2 separate regions of the Mus musculus genome follow, and region 1 is linked to region 2. Evidence: chromatin loops called from intact Hi-C (ENCODE). Cell type or tissue: gastrocnemius. All regions are shown on one strand. Links, peaks and the distances in the headings refer to the core of each region. The heading gives the core; the rest is flanking DNA. Region 1 holds the start of Mrc1 (mannose receptor, C type 1). Region 2 has its middle 7.0 kb from the start of Tmem236.

The links. Hi-C counts contacts between places; a loop is a spot of excess contacts. Peaks named below come from ENCODE experiments on the same cell type or tissue, not always from the same donor. Only the 100,000 strongest peaks of a DNase experiment are listed, where the experiment ranks them.
Region 1: it touches region 2 in a loop (2.6-fold over the local background); 2 of 42 quality-filtered maps call a loop at or near these places.

What each region holds. Positions count from the first base shown.
Region 1 is chr2:14,226,699-14,237,557 of GRCm38, forward strand. It overlaps Mrc1 (mannose receptor, C type 1), which reads left to right and starts at 2,716. Exons shown (of 30, transcript NM_008625.2): 1 at 2,716-2,875. The coding sequence starts at 2,815. In gastrocnemius, for the core only: no CTCF peak of the experiment used is centred there; no DNase peak of the experiment used is centred there; H3K4me3 peaks cover 2,517 bases; H3K27ac peaks cover 317 bases.
Region 2 is chr2:14,162,134-14,172,992 of GRCm38, forward strand. No RefSeq gene overlaps it. Among named protein-coding and RNA genes, the nearest start is that of Tmem236, 7.0 kb to the right of the region's middle. In gastrocnemius, for the core only: no CTCF peak of the experiment used is centred there; no DNase peak of the experiment used is centred there; H3K27ac peaks cover 997 bases.

The DNA.
Region 1 (10,859 bases), core at 4,244-8,243, 65 kb after region 2:
GAAGCCCGGAGGACCAGGTGAATGAATGGAAATACGCAGCTGTGGGGTGGGGTGGGGGAGGGGGTAGGGAGCATGTCTAGAAAGTTCCAGAGACCTGACATGAGAGAGGCTCTCAGGACTCATTGGGGATGACCTTAGCCTAAATGCCCAACAGTGGGAACATGGAACCTGAAGAGACCACCTCCAGTAGATAGAGATGACCTCCAGCGAAGGTATCGGGTCACTAACTTACCTTCAAAATTTTTGACCCAGAATTGTTCCTGTCTAAGAGGAATGCAGGGACAAAAATGGAGCAGAGACTGAAGGAAAGGCCACCCAGAAATCGGTCTAACTTGAGATCCATCCCATGTGTAGTCACCAAACCCTGACACTATTACTGATGCCATGTTGTGCTTGCAGACAGGAACCTAGAATGGTTGTCCTCTGAGAGGCTTCACCAGCAGGTGACTGAGACAGAAGCAGACACTTAACAGCCAACCATTGGACTAAGGTCATGGACCCCCCATGGAAGAGTTAGAGGAAGGATTGAAGGAGCTAGAGGGGATGGCAACCCCATAGGAATTACAACAGTGTCAACTAACCTAGCCCCCTGGGAACTCCCAGAGACTGAACTACCAACCAAAAGCATATGTGTGCTGGTCTGTGGCCCCTGGCACATATGTAGCAGAGGCCTGACTGCCTTATATGACCTCAGTGGGAGAGGATGGTCTTAATCCTGTAGAGACTTGATGCCCCAGGGAAGGGGAATGTGGGGGGAGGTGAGGTGGGAGAGTTGGGGTGGGGGTAGGGTGATGGGGGTGGTGGGGGAGCACCCTCTCAGAGGCAAAGGGTATGGGGTGAAGAACTCTTGGAGGGAGGACAGGGAGGGAGCAATGTTTGAAATGGAAATAAATAAAATAATTAAAAAAAAAAAACCCGAGCTCTGAAATGGATGCTTCAAGGATTTGAAGAGACACCAGAAGTGAAAAACGTGCTATTTTCCCACAGTTCCTGGCAATACAAAGATTGTTTTAAGGCCTATGGAAATTCCTCTTCCTCCGTTACCTGAAATTACAGATTTGTGTTGACTTGCTCACCCCTCCTAACCTGATAAAATCTTCCAATAAGATAAAAATGATGGAGACAAATCCTTTGTGGGATGTTGGACTTCACTTTATATCACATCCAGCGTCTCGTTACTGATTCTGATTTTATTCCTGTGCATGTAAGACACGTTGACATAATAAAACCATGGATATACAGATGCCTGCAATTCAGTTAACTCTTTTTTTTCCTCTTCAAATAAGTCAAAGCAAACCCCAATTAGGCAAAACAATTTGAATGGCTTGCATTTAAAAGACCAATTAAAACATTTTTTGGTCAGCAAGCATGATGGGACACACTTATAATCCCAGCTCTCAGAAAGTCAAAACAGAGGAACCAAGAATTCAAGGCCAGCCTGCGCTACAAACGCAAGACTGTTTCGGTGTTCCTGTGATAAGTCAGTTACGCAGTGATTGAAAAGGAAACGTTTGCAGCCTCTCACCAGTTGTGGGAGAATTTTCTTTGTCAGTTAAGCCTTGATAGAATGAAAAAGAACGGTGGGTCCCTTCTCAGAATCTTCCTAATTTAGGCTTTTTAAAAAGAAAATTCTTGAGAGAAACCACAGCTTATTGGGAAATGAGTGTGTACCTGCCTCAGCGTGGATGGGTCTGAACAGCTTTTCACTTGAAGGTAAACCATCTGTTTACAACTTCTAAGTCGCCAGTGTTTCCAGAGCTTCTTTTTGAAACGATGACATTTCCCACGCTCCAGTTTCAGGTCTTCCCTGACTAACCACAAATATCCATTTCTAAATATTCTTAATTCTTGTTGAACGTCTGGAAAAAAAAAATCAGTGTTTAGGTGGGTTGTGTGGTGCTTTGTGAACGACCCTGCAAAATCATGAAGACGAAACCCCACTGTCATCGAATCAACAAGCAACTTTTGGACTCAAGCCAGGCTTTCTTTTGCAAGAGAGAGAGAGAGGTCTTCCCTTTTTCAAACTCTGAGGACTGTAATGGTTGAGGCCTGGCAGCGAACCGACAACAAAGCTATTGCCACTATTTCCTCTGGCTTTCTAAGGAAAGCTGCTAGAACTTTCTATCCCTGGGCTTCATTGAGGTTGTCTTAAAATTAACTTCTGTCATTTTCCTTCTAGAGACAGGGGCAAAACTCTACGTGAACCATACCTTTGATCCTTTCCAAGGAGTGTGTGTGTGTGTGTGTGTGTGTGTGTGTGTGTGTGTGTGTGTGTGTGTTGGTGCTCGGGCTCTAAGCCTGAGCAGGAAGAGCTTCTGATGCTTTCCAGCGAGTGTCCTCCCTTTCTGACTGTAGAATTGTGGGTGAGAGCCTCCACAGCTGCCTCCTGGAGACTTTTTCCCACCCAGATAATGGCCTCCGTTTGGTTACTGCCCAGCACCTGTGGAGAGCTCAGCAGGGCTGCCTCTCCCTGCTGCTCATGGCCTGGGTCCTCACTTCTCCCCACTTCCTGCGTTTTCTCCTCTCCTACACATGTTCCTCTCTCCCCTTCCTCCTGTGCCTTAGCTTACGAAGCAAAGTTGTAACTTTGAATTCCTGTTTTTCTAACCGCCCCCATGTGACAGGATATCTCTCAATTGGAGGGTTTTCCTAAATTCAGGAGTCCTTTAAAAGGGACAGCTTCCTCTGTCCTCCTTTTCAGTCAGGCAGCTCCCAGACCTTGGACTGAGCAAAGGGGCAACCTGGGGACCTGGTTGTATTCTTTGCCTTTCCCAGTCTCCCTCTTCTCCCTCATTGGAAGATCCACTCTGGGCCATGAGGCTTCTCCTGCTTCTGGCTTTTATCTCTGTCATCCCTGTCTCTGTTCAGCTATTGGGTAAGTCTGTTTTGAGGTGGGGGCTTTGCATACCATTTTGTTTGAAGTTTATGCTAAAAGTCCTGTGTACATCTGGAAGAGGAATTGAGCGATCTGTGTTTTTACCTGACCTTCATCAAGCTTGCACTTGGCTTTGACCTGAACACACCAGGGTGGGAGTTGAGCTAGAGTCAGGCGATGCTGTTGCTCTCTGTTGTTAGATGTTGTCCAAGATGAAGCCCCCCAGCACCTCCGTCCTCCTGAGGACATCATGTCTGGGTATTTCTACCTGGTTTGTGCAATGCCTTCTTGTTTTGTTGCTTGCCCTAGTTCTAGTTTCCAGTTTATGCCGTTGCTATCCTACTCCCAATAGATAGCGCTGAGTATCTCGGGTGGGGAAAGAGGAACTTGCAGCCCCTCGTCCTAGATGCAAATTGATAAGGAGAGGACGCGGGGATTCTCACACTCGACTTTTCCCGTGAGCCGTTTCATTCATAATTTCTATTGCTAGAAAGTCCGCCCTTTTCTGCTTCCAGAATTGTTCATATTGTCTCACAGGTGGATGTGTTCGATGCTGAAGTCTGAAAGTGGTTGATATGTCCGTAGGAACAGATCAGGGCTCTTTAGATGCGCAAGGGCATTGCTGAGTCAGCGTTTCTCTGGATTCTTAAGCACCAGTATGGAAGGGACTGGGAGAGTTTGCACTCCCAGGTCTATTTCGAGACTATTTTGGCTTTTCAACACCCTTCACTTCCATCAGACAACTAAAGCCTGCTGGACACAGTTCGTACCCTTGGTCTTAGCCGAAGTCCTGTGGTGACGCTGATGCCAGGAAATTCTCTAGGGAACTGTATGATAAAGATTTTCTCAGTTTTCTTAGGAATGTTTCCCTCCTTGAGACAGCAGGATGCCTCCCTAATGCCGTTCTCTTCGTGACTACAAATACTGGGACAGAGTGTGAGGTCTTGTGGGTCACTTGGTGGACCCAGTTACAGGGACACAAAATGTGAGGTCTTTCAGCTCTCTCTAGAGAGTAAAAGGCGAATATAAATGGGCACAGGAGAGTCCCTTCCAGATCCAGATGTCTTTGTGTTACTTGAGAACCTGTGATTTCTCAGCTCCTCACTGGGGGTTGGATTCTAGACTTGTAATCTGTGGTAGATCCACACCCTCAGACTCTTTTTACCATTTATTTATTTCAAAACAATGTTTTATTATGCTTATTGCATTTTGGTGTGAGTGTGCCATAGAAGTTCATGTGGACGTCAGAAGACATTCCACCATGTGGGTCCCAGGGATCAAATCTAAGTTGTCAGGCCTGGCAGGCAGCACCTTTATCTGCTGAGCCACCTCTGGTCTAAGGGTCAGCTGTGCTCATTTTATCTTCTCTTGGTCTCAATAGCCCAAGTCCCTAAGGATAAAGCCAGAACATTTGCTTAGTCAACAGCTGATTAAAGGACTCCTGAGTTCTCAGGACTGCCTTTCCTGGATCCCCATCAACTCACAAGACCTATGAGAAGATCCTTTGCTACCTGATATACTACAACCCAAGGGAACATTCCAGCCCAATGTCACTGTATGCACTGGGGCACTGATGTCACTGATAGGTTAGCTGTGATTGGAGTCTGTAGAGGTTAATAGAGGAGCTCCCTGGCCCTCCTTGCTCTGCTGTCCTGCTTCTCAGGCATTATTGGCAGTGTTTAAGCATCAGTATATAGGTGGGGAATTATCATTAATGAGAGACATTGGACACTGACCGTGGACTAAGCAAAGAAATATAATTTGGTGGGTTTGGCTCATGGGCAATGGTGTGCTAGTAGACAAAATGACTTTTATTTTATTTTTTTTGTAGGAAAAAACAAAACAGAAAAGACTAGCTGATTCATAGCATTTGCTGATTTTTTTATTCCCATCATGGTTCACTACCAATTACCACTCTGAGGCCATGTAAGCAGAGTTGGAAAGGGAAGCAAGCAACAGACTCTACTTGGTTGGTGCCACAAGGCAACCGGGGCACTTTTCCATATCTTAGGACACAGCAAAGCAGGGTGTCACATGATGCGAAGTTCATTCCTAAGAAAGGAGAAGAAGTCATGCTATGAGGGAAAACCTCAGGCTCATGACTCATTAGCACAGGTGCCATCTTGGATTCTGATGATGTCAATAGGCTTGGGCAGTTAAGTGCTTAGGTTATTGCTTAGCAGGTGGAAGCCAACCCAGGATACCACTCGCTTCCATCTCTGGCTCTCCTCCCTCCTCCCCCCGATTTCTTGCTATAATATCAAGCCAAGTGAGAGCTTTAGATCATCCCTGTTATAGCATGTTGGGAGCTCAAAGTAGATGGGAAGTAGCTAAGCCTTGGTTCTGACACTGATGTCATGCCAGAGCATTTGCCTGGATGTGTATCCCATTTTGGTTTCTTCATCTAATGCACAGAAGAGAATTATTTCAATTGTCCTTTGGCTATTGTAGAATCCATTCTTACAGTCTCTCTTGCAAACTCTGATTTCACCTTACATTCATCCCTTACAACATGAATGCTGAACTTATTTGAACTCAATTTAACAAAGAGAAAACCAAATTTATCCTCCATCCTTCTACATGTTTGCTACTGTGGTCCTTCCCACAGCTTTCTCAGACTTCATGTTGGAAACCCCGTTTTCTCATTTACATGGGACAGATACCTAGGTTAGATTATTTCTAGTTAAACATATTTTATTACATTTTCAATTCTTGTATTACGTCTGTCTGTGTCTGTGTGTGGGCCAGGTCTTGTCATGGCATTCATGTGAAGATCAGAAGACAAGTTTCACAATTTGCTTACTTCCATCCTGGGGATCCCAGGGATCAAACTCAGATCTTAAAGCTTGGGAGCAAGTGGTTTTACACACTGAGCTATCTGGCCAGCCTGAAAATTTAAAATTTAGTATATAGGTTATATATTATATATTTACATATATAATAGATAAATATTATATATATATATATATATATATATATATATATATATATATATATACACAACTAACACATAATGAAGTCAGTGCATAAAGCTGGAGGCCATAGGGTCATCCAGAGCAGAGAGAAAAGTGACATGTCTTACTACATGAGAAACAATTAAGTTTTGAAGACTAAGTGGATTTCAGTAGTTGTGAGCCAGTGACAGCCAGTTCCTGAGCACGGCTTTTCAGCACCGATGCTGGGAAGTGATATTGTTTATCAGGAAGGGAACATGGGAGTTCAAAACAACACTAGATTAAACTATGGACTTAAAGATATTCAGATTTGCATGAAGGCTTTTGTTTCATTTTGTTTCGTTTTGTTTTGCCAAGAGAGGAGAAGGAAGGAATCGGTATTTAAGTATTTCCTTTAGGGAGAAAGACCTGCTTGGTGCTTTACCTGCAGCACACCAGTTGGAGGCTCACAGAGACTGTGTCAGAGACTTTACCCTCACTCTACAGATAAGGATATGAGGTTGAAATAATGAGTTTAACTCAGATGACACAGGAAGTCCCAGACCCTCCAAAACATCCCTTGTGGACCATGTGACCTCCTCCAAGCTTCATGACTGTTCTGTCTGACTGTCCCTTAGCCTAGCTGCTTCATCAGCTATTTTTTTTTTTTGTTTGTTTGTTTCCAGTTTCATCCTGTTCTGAACTGCCTCTCACCCCCATTCAAGCCTGTTTTCTCCATACTCTTCATCAGGATAACAAACATGTATGGAGTCATTTCTGTATCTGTTGCTGTTCCACACACTTAAATTGTCTCATTTAATTCTTACAGACATAGTAGATTCTATAGGGTTCACTCTTGATTTGATAGAGTGAAAGCACAGAAATAACTAAGAAAATTAGCAAAGCCACAGGCAGTGAGCAGTGGACTCTCACTGTCTCCTACTAACACTCAGGTTCTGTGCCAGGTGATGGATACCCGAGATGAGTCTATCTGAATGACTATACTAGGAAAAAGCAGTATGCAGAGAGGATTTCTTATCTGCAGGCATTTGTTGTCCCCAGGCTGGGGAAGAGGCTACTGCTGGGAAGTTAGTGACTTAGGAGACAGGGGAGAGGCAAAGCCCAAAGGGATGACTTCATGACACAGGTGCAACAAGAGCTCACAGAGCAGTGGGGGAGGTCACCCCTCCAAGATAAGTGACAGGAAAGTTGTGAAATCTATACTGTGAGGGGATGAGAGGGATATTGAAACATTAATGCCTTGTGTTTTCTCTTTGAGCTCAGAACCCATTTTAGTGCCATATTTAAGTCTCTCCAAGTGACCATGTGGAGCAGCATAAATGAGTAGTAAGCTCTATGACATTCTCGTGAATGCATAAAGGATCATAGTGAACAATAAAGTTACTCTTAAATTTTTCCTTCACCCTTGTGTTCAAAGCCTCGGCCATTGCCATGTCTTCTCTAGCATAGCTTCTTGTGTATTTGAGGTGCACGGTAAGTATTTCCCACTTTCTTTCAGTGTTAGGAGGTGAGAGGGAATTGTGGGATGACAGACACACTCTAGCTTCAGTCTGGATTCCTGCAGAAGACGACATTGGACAGCTGTAGTTTTAGTGGGAAGCCATCCCAGAAAGCACTGGCTGGGCAAATGGGGAAGTGAGATGAGAAAGGAAAGTATGTAATGATGCAAGTGACCAAGTGTGATTTGCAGTGGAGATCTGGGGGACACTGGAATAGGACTCCAAGCTGTCCTCCAGAACCCCCTGCTCTGGGGTGTCTGTTCTTCCCTATGAATCATGGGGGATAACTCCTTACAGGGGATGTGAGTTCTCTGACCCATCAATTCTGCCCTGTGTGAAGACTCTGTCAGAAAATGTTCCCAGGTGGGGAGGGACTCCTGACATTTTGGGACTCGAGTCACTGTACAGAGATGTGACCGAAGTTGAGAAATAACAGAGTCCTTTTCTATCCTCTCTTGATCCAACTCCTTTGTCTTCCAGATGTTGTTTTCCTCTATGTTTTATTGTCAGTATTATAGTATAGGAAATCCAGGAAACACAGTGTTTTATGTTTCTATTTCTGAATCCCCCCTTAGAGTTGCATTTCTTTGCTGGTAGATTTTTGATATTAATTACTTTGCTTAATGCTATAGAATAATTTTAAAACATGTCTAGAAGAAAACTCAAACCTTATTGGATGCTTAATTTTTCAGCTACACACATTCTTGCCCTGGAATTTAGGTTGCGCTCAGAGGATAAGTTGTGACAATTGATTCCTTCCTTCCACCATGTAGGTCCTAGGGATTGAACTCAGGTTGTCAGACTTGGATCCAGTTACTTTTATGCACTTTACTAATATTTTGGCCCTTTAAAGTTATTATTATAATATCTGAGATATTGGAAACTTACCAGTACTTCCAATATTTCTCTGTTTGTTTGCTTGTTTACCTCTCTCTCTCTTCCTCTCTCTCTTTCTTGTCATTGAAATAACCACAGCAGCATGTGTCCTTGGTATGTGGAGGGAATGAATGTCTTTGGATTCTTTATTTTGTCACCAGCACAACACTAAGCACAGATGTTTGCTGCATATTCGTTGAAAAGTAGGTACAAGGTGAGAAAGATAAAGGTTAAAGGAGATTCTTCTTTACATGTTTCTTGTATGTAAGTATTAAAGAAAATCTTCAAATATCCTGATCCATAATGAGACCACAGGGAAATGAACATGTTGTCTGTCTGTCCCTATGTGTTCAGCTTTGTGGCATTTCTGTTACAAAAGCATAATGCACATGGACAAGCATTAGAATGTTTACAAATATGTTCACTGGGATGCTTACAGATGGCAGCCATGCCACAAGCTTCAACATCCCTTTGGAGGAAGATGTACGACTTTTAAAATCAGATGCATTTGACCAAGACAATGGTGAAAGAGAAATTCTGCACTGACCACTTGGAGAATAAACAGTGTGTTTCTGTTATCATGCCATGATAACATTGTGTTTCCTTACATTGTCTGATGGCAACTCTATCACTCTTGCTCTGCATCTAGCGACAAAGGAGAAACACAGGAAACAAGCACTGATAAGCCTGTATTTTAGCATCATCTCAGAGTAAGAAGCGTCAGGGTTTGGTGGCTCCCTGTCCAGGGGCGAACTTCGTGAAGGCCAGATATTTCCCTGCTAATATCCTTCATTCCAGTTTTGAAGGATTTCTGCAATTCGAAAACAATCATTTTAATTAGAAACAAAGTTTTCTCCCAACTCTTTAAGACAGAAAAGAAACAATATCATTTTATTAACCAGTATGCATTCAACTAGAATAATGCACATAGGGCAATCCAGCAAAGAGATGGCAAGATTATAAAGAATGACACTCTTCTTTCTATATGGTTCAGTGGATGCAATAAGCATATGTGGGGGTAAGGCTCTGTAATATAGAGACATGCCAGGACCATTGAAAAGGAAGCTAGGTCATCAGGAGTTATTTTCCTTGATGATTCTATTTCAGAAAAAGTTGTGAGTGGAGCAAGGCCATGGTTGCATGGCATAGACCAGTGACAGTGACATTGGAGAGAAGAGAATAGAGGAGGAGATGTGTGTTGCAGTTGTGCAGAGGGACAGAGTCTGTGGGGGTGGATGTGGGCAAAAGAGAGAGAAGGAAAGCTGAGAACCCAGGGTGACAACTGGATTTAGGCTTCTGCATCTGGGTGCATGATGGTTCATCACTGAGAAAAAACAAGAGTAGATGTTGGTTCATGCCCTAGCTGGTGGTTTTTTTGTGTTTTGTTTTGTTTTGTTTTGTTTTTTTCCAACTTGACATAGGTTGGAGTTATTTGGAAAGAGGAACCTCAGTGAGGAATTGCCTCCATCACATTGCCAGTAGACAAATATTAGGGCATTTTCTTGATTAATGATTGATAGGAGACATTGGACTTCCACTACCCCTGGGTAGGGGGTCATGAGTTGTATAAGGCAAGCCAAGCAAGCCAAAAGGTATAAGATGCTGAGCAGTGTTCTTCCACTTTCTCTGCTCTGGTTCCTGCCTTGAGTCCCCTGGATGAGGGACTGTGGCCCAAGATTTGTAAGCTGGAATCAACCCTTTCTCAGCAAGTTGCTTTTGGTTATGGTGTTTATGTTATCACCGCTCTAAGTCAGTTCATTAAAATACTACTGTAATTAAGTGGCATTAAGATGAGTTACAGAGGAAAATTAAGCACATGACAGTAGGACCTCTGAAGGGAGGCTGTCCTGCATGTGCAGACCCTCCTGACCTTTACCAGCCATGTCCGGCTGCCTCCTGGGTGCCTTTTTCTTTTAATAAAGGCTTTTAATAAGGACCGTCAACAGTAAACTCAAAATGCCTGAAATCTGAAGTGAAGAGAGTTATGCTGAAACAAGCAGTCTGAAAAGTGGAAGCCAAGGCTGGCTAGGAAAAATGCCAGGTAAAGAGCTAAGATCAATGGAAGATTCTCAGGCTGCTTTATTTTTACATTAGAGGAGGCTAAGCTAGCATGCGAGTATGATAAATGCTCATATTCATGGCAGCTTTTGAGAAAAGCTTTATCTCCTTATTTCCTCTGCTTTATCATGAGCAAAGCACCCTACTTGTAATCTTTTAATTTTTGTTGAGGATAACAAAGGGAGGTGAGGTGTGGAATGAAGTTCAGTTATTCACGTGACCCAGTCAGCTATGGCATGAGCAGCGGATAGTCGTCAACTTCAGAGAAGCAAATGGTAGCAGGTGTTCTGGATCTAGGCTTTATGGAGTCTTGGTTTCAGGAAACCAAAGGAGTTCCAATGGATAACATCAGGCTCCCCAGAAAAGAGTGGCAAGAAACAGCAATCAGGGTGAGAAGAGACTGAGGTTCTTTTTCAGTGTGGGCATAAGGGAGAGATGGAGCAGATGTGTCAGGAGACAATGACCTTTGGAGGCCATGATTCATTATAGGTTTTAAGTTAAAGGTCCTAGGCTTGACTTCAGGGTGTAAGTGGTACCAACTGTGCTGGGGAGGAACAGGAAATAGAATTGCTCTTTTGAAAATGCTCTGGAAATCAG
Region 2 (10,859 bases), core at 3,326-7,325:
CCCCTTTTCCCCTCTACCTCTCCTCTCCCACCCATACCCTTCCCTCCCACCCGTGCCCCTCCCTCCCTCCCTCCCTCTCTCCCTCCCTCTGCCTCCCAAGATTATTTTGTTCCCTCTTCTAAGTGGGATTCTCATTTAGGCCTTTCTCCTTGTTAAACTTTTTTACGGTCTGTGGGTTATATCCTAGCAAAAGACATGGTCATTAGGACAAATAGGCAACCTACAGATTGAAGAAAGAAATCTTCACTAACCCTACATCTGACAGATGGCTAATATCCAAAATATGTAAAGAACTCAAGAAGTTAACCTCCAAAAAAACCAAATAACCCAATAAAAAATGGGGTACAGAGTTAAACAGAATTTGAGACAAAAGAATCGTGAATGGTCGAGAAGCACTTAAAGAAATGTTCAAAGTCCTTAGTCATCAGGGAAATGTAAATCAAAACAACCTAGAGATGCCACTTTACACCAATCAGAATGGTAAAGATCAAAAATTCAAGTGACAGCACATGTTGGCAAGGATGTGGAGAAAGAGGAACACTCCTTCATTGCTTGTGGAATTGCAAACTGATACAACCACTCTGGAAATCAATCTCGAGGTTCCTCAGAAAATTGGAAATAGTTCTACCTGAAGACCCAGCTATACCACTCCTGGGCATGTAGCCAAAAGACACCCTACAATATCACAAGGACACATGCTCCACTATTTTCATAGCAGCTTTATTCGTAAAAGCCAGAAGCTAGAAGCAACCCAGATGTTCTTCAACCAAAGAATGGATCCAGAAATTGTGGTTCATTTACATAATGGAATACTATTAAGCTATTAAAAATGAGGACATCATGAATTTTGCAGCAAATGGATATAACTTGAAAATATCATCCTGAGTAAGGTAACTCAGGCCCCAAAGGGTATGCATGGTATGTATTCATTGATTAGTGAATATTAGCCAAAAAGTACAGAAAACGTAGAATACTACCCATGAATCATAAGAAGTGTAACAAGAAGGAAGGCCCAAGTGAGGATACTTCAATCCCTAATTAGAGCTTGGACTGAAGCCTTTATCCTCATCTGAAGGACTTAAAGGGGGAAGAAGTAGGACTTGTCTGAGAAGGTGAAGAGGAAATGGTCCTTGGGGTGTGGCTCTGAGTTATCCGATCCAATGTCCACTGATATCAGTGTGCCAGGTTTACATAGAGAGGTGAAACTCTATCTCTCATCTCTATCTTATTTCCATAAGACTCACAGCTTTAGACTAACTTTTATTATATAATTTTAAGTTTTATTTTAGTTTTTTTTTCCAGTGCTAAAGTGTAAACTCAGGGACTTGTACATGTGTTCAAAATCTGAGTTAGATTATTTCCTAGAACCTTCGTTTTTACAAAGGCCTATTTTTAGAGGATCAACTCTAAAGCCAGCCTTAGCCAGAAACCAAACATGTGCCACTTAGGGAGCATTGCTTCATAGGCAGACTGCTTTGAAATTGTTTCAAATACATCAGTCAAGTTGACTGCATGTTTTCTGAGTCTATGGTCAATCCTACTGAGTGCTTTCAAGATTTTAAGCTTGAACAAAAATTGGACCAATTAAGTCCTCAACTGTGGGAGTTTGGAAAACTCAAGCTTATGAATTTGGGAGTGAACTCATGTTAATTGATGAGGGATGCAAGCACATTTAGGTAAGTTTCAATTGACTAAATCCATCACTCTGAAGTCATAAAAGGTGAACTTGGGTCATTGTCATCTCCTGAAAAGCAACATTTAACTTCCTTCCTTCCCTGCCTTCCTTCCTTCCTTCCTTCCTTCCTTCCTTCCTTCCTTCCTTCCTTCCTTTTTCTCTTTCTTTCTTCATTTTTTTCCCTTTGCTCTTGTGTTTCATAGTCTTGAGCAGCCATCCTTTGCAGTGGTGAGGGGTTATATGGAGAGATGGGAAGATGTTGTTTTAGTTTTCTCCTTTAAGACCTATGGCATCATGAAAGGAGATCATTTAAAAATATCAAGGCTTTCTTTGCATTTTTTTTTTTTTTTTTTTTTTTTTTACTTCAGGAAGAGTCCATTAGGAAAGGGCTTCCAAAGGGACTATGGCATTGCTCTGGCTTTATACAAAGGCTAAGGTTATTTGCTACCTGAACAGATGAAGCTATGCATGATCACATACTAAATTTAGGATAGTGTAAACTCTGAGAGCATAACATCAGTGGAGGGCAGAGAGCGCATGGGGTCATGAGCTTATTGCAATGACTTCTAGTGATTTATTTGGTCACACCTGCTTATGAGGCTCAGCAAGCTTTAGAAATTGTAAATTAGGCCCAGGACCTTGTTTCCACCTCTTCCCCAGGCTCTGCAGATCCAGCGTGATCCAAGAGAAGTGTCACTGTTACCATCTCTGACTTTATGCACCTCAACACCATGTGATCTCAGGAAGCCAACTCCAGAACATTCTTGGCAGTTTGTCCATTTTATTTCCCAGACCTTCTGCTGAAAACAATGAATGAACCTCTAGATTACAAATGCTCTCGCTGACAATTTTAGAGACTTTCAGTTTTTGACTTCCTGCCTGTAGGAAGGAAATGGCAGTTGGCAGTGTGGACAACAGGTGCTTCTCTGGCCGGAATGATATCTTCTGCTTACTAAAATAAAAAGCACTGCATCAACAGTCCTACATGGAAGTGAATTCAAAACCACAGGGGCCAGCCATTCCACCACAGATCCAGCTTCAGAGACCAAATGTGTTCCCTGTCAGGAAGTTCTGACTCCCTGCCTGGCAGGCGAGTGCAGACTGAGGCACATCACAAGCCTCTCAGATCCGTGTTGGACTCTTTCAAATAAAGCATTTGGGAGATTTGAAAATGGCCTTTGCATGCCTTCAGGTTGCTTTGGTGCAGTTGCATGGCAGATTCGTCAGGGAACTTAGGAGGGAAGGCATCAGGACTTTGGTAAACAGTTGGAGGGTTTGTGAAGCCCTCTTGCATCTCCCCATGACTCTCTCCAAATCCAGCCCTGGCATTGTTTCCTCCTCATAGCTTAGTGTTATCATAATGGTATTCTTTTCTGCTGCCAAGCGAGCTGGTGGCTCTTTCAGATATTTTCCCTGCCTGCTAATCTATTAGTTATAATTCGGGCCAATGAGACAATAGAAGGTGAAGGCTAAAATCACTGGAGCTTGTGTCTTGGGCCAGATAAGCACCAGGCAGTTCTCTCCTGGGCACCTTTGTTAGTGCTCACATCTGTTTTTGAGGGCACACATGCTGGGAAAATTTGAGAGACACCATAGTATTGGCATCTATGAAGCTTGTCAGTGTCTAACACTAGGCATGAAATTATTTGTGTAAACCCACCCCCCACCCCCACCCCATGATTTTGTCTTCCCTCTCTGGCCTTGGGACTCTAAAGAGCCTTGCAATGGAGGAAGGAGACATAGGAGGTGTAAGTATGACCAAGCAAATAAACAAGCCTGTGGTCTGAGTGAGTCCATTACACAGGACAGATGGTTCTCTATTGATTTCTCTTGCAGTGTGAGGAACAGCATTCCCTTGGAATAAAGGAGCCCTCAGCCATGACTGAAGGCTGTGTCTTCTGGAGCTGCTCTGTGCTCCCCTTCATGTCCTCACTCATCCCTCCCACAAATGTGTGCTAAGAGCCCGTGCTGTGCTGGGCCCTGTGCAGAGAAATGATGACTCAAAGCTTAGGGCAGATGTTTCCTGCTTTCAAGGAGTGTATGGACTTCCTGGAGATCCAGCCTGCAAACCAGGATGTAGATAGCTATAGCTGTGAGCAGAGAGGGTTTCCAACAGCGTCTGGCACACAGGAGGTACTGCTGCATTCTTCTTGGAGAAAGTGCCTTGAGAAAGGCTGGGCAGGAGAAAGTACTTATAGTGAGCTCTGCTGCAGGATGCCTGTGACATGTCTCAACTCCTCTACAAGAGCAACCCAGCAACCAGCTCAATCCAGGAGGTGGTCTCCATGCCTTTGTCCTGCTTAATGTTGGCTGTGTGGCTCTTTGCTTCTGTTTAATATTTCCACTCAGAGGTTAAGTGGAAGTGAAATCTGTTTGTCTAGCTTCTGCCCAAGGAGAAGTGAGGGAAGTAAATTAGTAAATGAAAGCATGTATATATATATATATATATATATATACTTTTAATGTAATTGCAATAATTATTTTAAAGTTATCTTTGTTTTATACGTATGAGTGTTTGGCTGAAGTGTATGCTTGTGTAGCAATGCATACCTTGTTTCTTTGGAGTCCAGAAGAGGGTGTCAAATCCCCTGAAACTCGAGTCGCTATGAGTCATGTGGGTGATGAGAATCAAACCCAAGATCTTCACAAGAGCAGCAAGCACTCCTAACTGTTGGGCCATCTCTCCTGCCCACTTGCACTGATTTTAAAATACATTTTTCTGAATCTAAAATTATCTTCTAAATTTTTAGATTTATGAACCATTTAGATAATGGCAATACTAATGAAAAGGTTTATTATTATTATCTCCCTCGAATACTGCTCTCCCCCATTTCCCAGACACAATGGTATTAGTTTGATGAATATCTTTCTAAATTTTAAATTTATATGAATATCTAAAACTACAACAATTTAAAGCAAAGATGAGGTTGTGTTCCCAAGAGTTAACCAGTGTCTGCACCTTACTGCTTCTATCTCCTCTCAGCTCTGTTGGCCTCCCCGACAGTCTTACAACAAAGGCATTTCAAAGGAGATGCCTTTCCATTCCCTCAGGCAAAGATAACTCTGCAGCACTAAGCAGAGCCTGCTCTAAGTCAGGAGGAAGAGCAGTCGAGGTCCAGACCTACCTCAGAGAATGGCCTTGCACTTCTACACGTTTTTTCAATGTTGTGTTTTCTTATGAAACATCAGCCTTTCGCATGTGTCAGTTCTGAAGGTTCTTTATCCATTACATTTAAGTTTTGCTTCTTTTTCTTAATGCTCATAGTGAGCAGTGTGTGTGTGTGTGTGTATACGATGTGCACATGTACATGTGAACAAACGTGTAAAGAACAGTGAGTCCCTTTTGTAAGGGTTCATATGAGCAGTTGAGGCAGCACTTGAGTGGGTGTTTCTTGGTCCTCTTACTTCTTATCACTCTCTGGATTAACATCATCCTTTTACTGACTCTTCTGTTCCCTCTGTATCTGGACTATGCTCAGTTACTCACATACTTGTTGTCTTAGCTAATTTCTTTGTTGCTGTGATAAACACGTTGGTTGAAACAGCTTAAGAGGGAAAGGGTTTCTTTTGGCTCACAATTTGAGGATATTGGCCACCACAGATATAAAGCTATGGTGGCAGGAACTTGAGACAGCTGTCACATTCCATTCACAATCAGGAAGCAGAGAGAAATGACTGCTATGGTCAGCTGGCTTTCTCATCATATTGAGTCTGGCACCCTGGATGGCATGGTACATAATAGGCAGGTTTTCCTACCTCATTAAGCTTAATTGAGATAATCTGTTTGTCTTAGTTAGGATTGTTATTGCTGTGAAGAAACACCATGATCACAGCGAACTATTATAAATGAAAGCATTTATTTGGGGCTGGCTTTCAGGTTCAGAGGTTTAGTCTGTATTATTATGGCTAGAAACATGCAGCATGCAGGCAGGCATGGTGCTGGAGAAGGAACTGAGAATTCTACCTCTGGATTGGCAGGCATCAAGAAGAGAGAGAGAGAGAGCCACTGGTCCTGGCTTGGGCATTTGAAACCCCCAAGCCTACCCCCACTGATACACTTCCTCCAAAAAGGGCATACCTATCCTAATGAGGCCACACCTCCTAATGCCACTCCCTCAGCATTCAAATGACTCTATGGGGGGCATTCTTATTCAAACTACCAAACCAATGTAGGCATGGCCAGAGACTAATCATCAAGACAGTTTCACATAACTACACCCAGAGGTTTACCTCCTAGGTTTTTCTAGATCCTGTCAAATTGATAATCAAATTAACCATCAGTTATTAAATAATTGACAATGTGTCAGGGGTAGTGTGAGTATACAGTTAGTTAAACTTGTTTTAATTCTTCTAAAAATAATGGCCCTTCCAGCTTACCCAATCCTTCCTATGCTGGTTTTTTTTTTTTTTTTTTTTTTTTCCAGCTTGGAACAAACTGGGTCATCAATTGAGAAAATGCTTTCATCATATTAGTGTGTAGGGGCTGAGTTCTTACATGGCTTCCAGTGATTGACCTTACCAGGGCAGCAGAGGAATGAAAAAGTGATGGACACATGGACTCAAGGATATAGAAGAGCTGGAATCATTTGCTGGGATTGCTGAAGGAGAGACTATAGCACCCAGGGAGCTAAGTGTCTTTAGTATATACACTGAATAGGAAGGCAGGATTATTGCATATGGCTGAATAAAAGTAGGAGCTGACTTTTAGGGGAGCAGTCTTCAGGTTGTAAATATCTGGAGTGGGTCATGGAAGAAAAGCTATGGTGGACATTCTCTGCATACAGTGGCAGCATCCACATATGGACAAGACATGCCTAGCCATCTCTCTGAGCCTTACCCTTTGCCATTTGCCCAGGGATCTGAGGTTATGGTCTTTGAAATGACTATGGCCATGTTAATAACATATGTACTCAGGCCTTTACACACTCAGGGCTTTCTCTACTCTTCACAGGTAGACAAGTCTGTGGGACATTTTGTGGATTAATGATTGATATGGGAAAGTCTGGCCCATTGTGGGTGGTGCCACCTCTGGGCAAGTGGTCTTGAGAAGAATAAGAAAGGGTAGCTGAACATGAGCCTGGAGCCCAAGCCAATAAAGGAACATTTTTCCACATTCTTCCATGGTTTCTGCTTCAATTCCTTCCTCCTGATTCCTTGCTTTCTGTTGCTGCCCTGACCATGATGAACTGTAAGCTGTAAGATGAGAGACTCCTCACCACAAGTTTGTTAGTGTTTCCAGGGATCCTCTGCCACAGGGCTCCATACCCAAAGAGTGCTAGGAGAGAGCGAGCCTCCCAGGAGTGTGAACAGGCCTGTGAGTGAGTGCAGGTAGGACCATCACTACTGCTCAGAGGAACCATCCAGAACCCTCAGGACACAGGACCAGAGGCTGCCTGGGACAGGAGTCTTCTGATCTCCATCTGTGCTCAGAGCTGATCCTGTGCCACAGAGCTACATACACAAATACTGCCAGGAGAGAGCTATAATCAAAAGAAGCAAATACACCCATGAGAAGTCGACAGTAGGAAATAATCAAACTCAGGGCTGAAATCAACCAAGTAGGAACAAAAAGAACTAAGCAAAGAATCAACCAAACCAGGAGCTGGTTCTTTGAGAAAATCGGCAAGGTAGATAAACCCTTAGCCAGACTAACCAGAGGGCACAGAGACAGTACCCAAATTAATAAAATCAGAAATGAAAAGAGAGACATAACAACAGAAACTGAGGAAATCTAAAAAAAAAAAAAAAAAAAATCATCAGATCCTACTACAAAAGCCTGTATTCAACAAAACTAGAAAATCTGGATGAAATGGACAATTTTCTAGACAGATACCAGGTTCCAAGTTAAATCAGGATCAGAAAAATGATCTAAACAGTCCCATATCTCCTAAAGAAATAGAAACAGTCACCAATAGTCTCCCAACCAAAACCCCCCAGGATCAGATGGGTTTAGTCCAGAGTTCTATCAGATCTTCAAAGATGACCTAATACCAATACTTCTCAAACTATTCCACAAAATAGAAACAGAAGGTACTCTACCCAACTCGTTCTATGAAGCCACAATTACTCTGATACCTAAACCACACAACGACCCAAGAAAGAGAACTTCAGACCAATTTCCCTCATGAATATCGATGCAAAAATAATAAAATTCTTGCTAATTGAGTCTAAGAACACATCAAAACGAATATCCATCATGATCAAGTAAACCATCCCAGCGACACAGGGATGGTTCAATATATGGAAATCCATTAAAATAACCCACTATATATACAAACTCAAAGAATAAAACCATATGGCCATTTCATTAGACACTGAGAAAACATTTGACAAAATCCAAAACCCATTCATGATAAAAATCTTGGAAAGATCAGGAATTCAAGGCCCATACCTAAACATAATAAAAGCAATATGCAACAAACCAGTAGCCAACATCAAACCAAATGGAGAGAAACTTGAAGCAATCCCACTAAAACTAGGGACTAGACAAGGCTGCCCACTTTCTCCCTACCTATTCAATATAGTACTTGAAGTCCTAGCCAGAGCAATTCGACAACAATAGGAGGTCAAAGGGATACAAATTGGAAAGGAAGAATTGAAAGTATCACTACTTGCAGATGATATGATAGTATAGTTAAGTGACCCAAAAATTCCACCAGAGAATCCTAAATCTGATAAACAACTTTAGCAAAGTAGCTGGATATAAAATTAATTCAAATAAATCAGTGGCCTTCCTCTACTCAAAAGATAAACAGGTTGAGAAAGAAACTAGGAAAACAACACCCTTTATGATACTCACAAATAATATAAAATACTTTGGTGTGAGTCTAACTAAGCAAGTGAAAGATCTATATGAAAAGAACTTCAAGTGTCTGAAGAAAGAAATGGAAGATCTCAGAAGATGGAAAGATCTCCCATGCTCATTGATTGGTAGGATTAGTATAGTCAAAATGGCCATCTACTTGAAAGCAATCTACAGATTCAATGCAATCCCCATCAAAATTCCAACTCAATTCTTTATAGAGTTAGAAAGAGCAATTTGCAAATTCATCTGGAATAACAAAAAACCTAGGATAGCAAAAACTATTCACAACAATGGGAAAAAAAATCTTCTGGTGGAATCATCATCCCTGACCTAAAGCTGTATTACCGAGCAATTGTGATTAAAAAAACCTGCATGGTACTGGTACAGTAACATACAGGTAGATCAGTGGAATAGAATTGAATACCTAGAAAAAAAACCCTCACACCTATGGTCACTTGATCTTAGACAAAGAAGTTAAAACCATCTAGTGGAAAAAAGACAGCATTTTCAACAAATGACGCTTGTTCAACTGGCATGTAGAAGAATGCAAATTGATCCATTCAAATCTCCTTGTACAAAGCTCAAGTCCAAGTGGATCAAAGACCTCCACATAAAACCAGATACACTGAATCTAATAGAAGAGAAAGTGGGGAAGAGCCTCAAGGGCATTGGCACAGGGGGAAGTTTCCTGAACAGAACACCAACAGCTTATGCTCTAAGATCAAGAATTGACAAGGGACCTCATAAAATTGCAAAGCTTTTGTAAGGTAAAGGACACTGTCAATAGGACAAAATGGCAACCAACAGAGTGGGAAAAGATCTTTACCAACCCTACATCAATTAGAGTGCTAATATCCAGTATATACAATGAACTCAAAAAGTTAGACTCCAGAGAACCAATTAAAAGTAGGGTACAGAGCCAAACAAAGAATTCTCAACTGAGCAATACAGAATGGCCGAGAAGTACCTAAAGAAATGTTCAATATCCTTAGTCATTATGGAAATGCAAGTAAAAACAACCCCAAGATTTCATCTCACAGCAGTCAGAATGACTAAGATCAAAAACTCAGGTGACAGTAGATGCTGTTGAGGATGTGGAGAAAGAGGAACACTCCTCCATTGCTGGTGGGATTGCAGGCTGGTACAACCACTCTGGAAATCAGTTTGGTGGTTCCTCAGAAAAGTAAACATAGTACTACCTAAGAACCCAGCAATACCTCTCCTGGGCATATACACAGAGGACGCTCCAACCGGTAAGAAGGACACATACTCCACTATGTTCATAGCAGCCTTATTTATAACAGCCAGAAGCCAGAAAGAGCCCACATGTCCTTCAACAGAGGAATGGATACAGAAAATGTGGTACATTTACACAATGGAATACTACTCAGCTATTAAAAACAATGAATTCATGAAATTCTTAGGCAAATGGATGCATCTGGAGGATATCATCCTGAGTGAGGTAACCCAATCACAAAAGAACACACAGGTATGCACTCACTGATAAGTGGATATTAGCCCAGAACCTTGGAATATCCAAGATATGTTCAGAGAACACATGAAGCTCATGAAGAATGAAGACCGAAGTGTGGATACTTTGGTCCGTCTTAAAAGGGGGAACAAAAAAAAAAGGGGGAACAAAATACCCATCAGAGGAGTTACAGAGATGAAGTGTGGAGCAGAGACTGAAGGAAAAGCTATCCAGAGACTGCCCCACCTGGGGATCCATCCCATATACATTTACCAAACTCAGACATTATTGTGGATGCCAATAAGTGCTTGCTGAAAGGAGACTGATATAGCTGTCTCCTGAGAGACTCTGCCAGTGCCTGACAAATACAGAGGTGGATGCTCTCAGCCAATCATTGGACTGAGCATAGAGTCCCCAGTGGAGAAACTAGAGAAAGGACCCAAGGTGCTGAATGGGTTTGCAGCCCTATACGTGGAACAACAATATGAAACAACCAGTACCTCCCAGAACTCCCAGGAACTAAATCACCAACCAAAGAGTACACATGATGAGACCCATGGCTTCAGTCACATATGTAGCTGAGAATGACCTTGTCGGTCATCAATGGGAGGAGAGGCCCTTGGTCCTGTGAAGGGTCTAAGCCCCAATGTAGGGGAATGCCAGGTTCAGGAATTGGGAGTGGGTAGATTGGTGAGCAGGGGTTGGGGGTTTTCGGAGGGGAAACCTGGAAAAGGAAATAACATTAGAAATGTAAATAAATAAAATATGTAATAAAAAATACATAAAATTTAAAAAACAAAAAGAAAAACAAACCAAAAAAAAACCACCCCCCCAAAAAAAAACCCAAAAAATACATTTCAAGAAAAATAAAAATAAAAATTTCCAGGTATCATTTTGCATTTGTATCA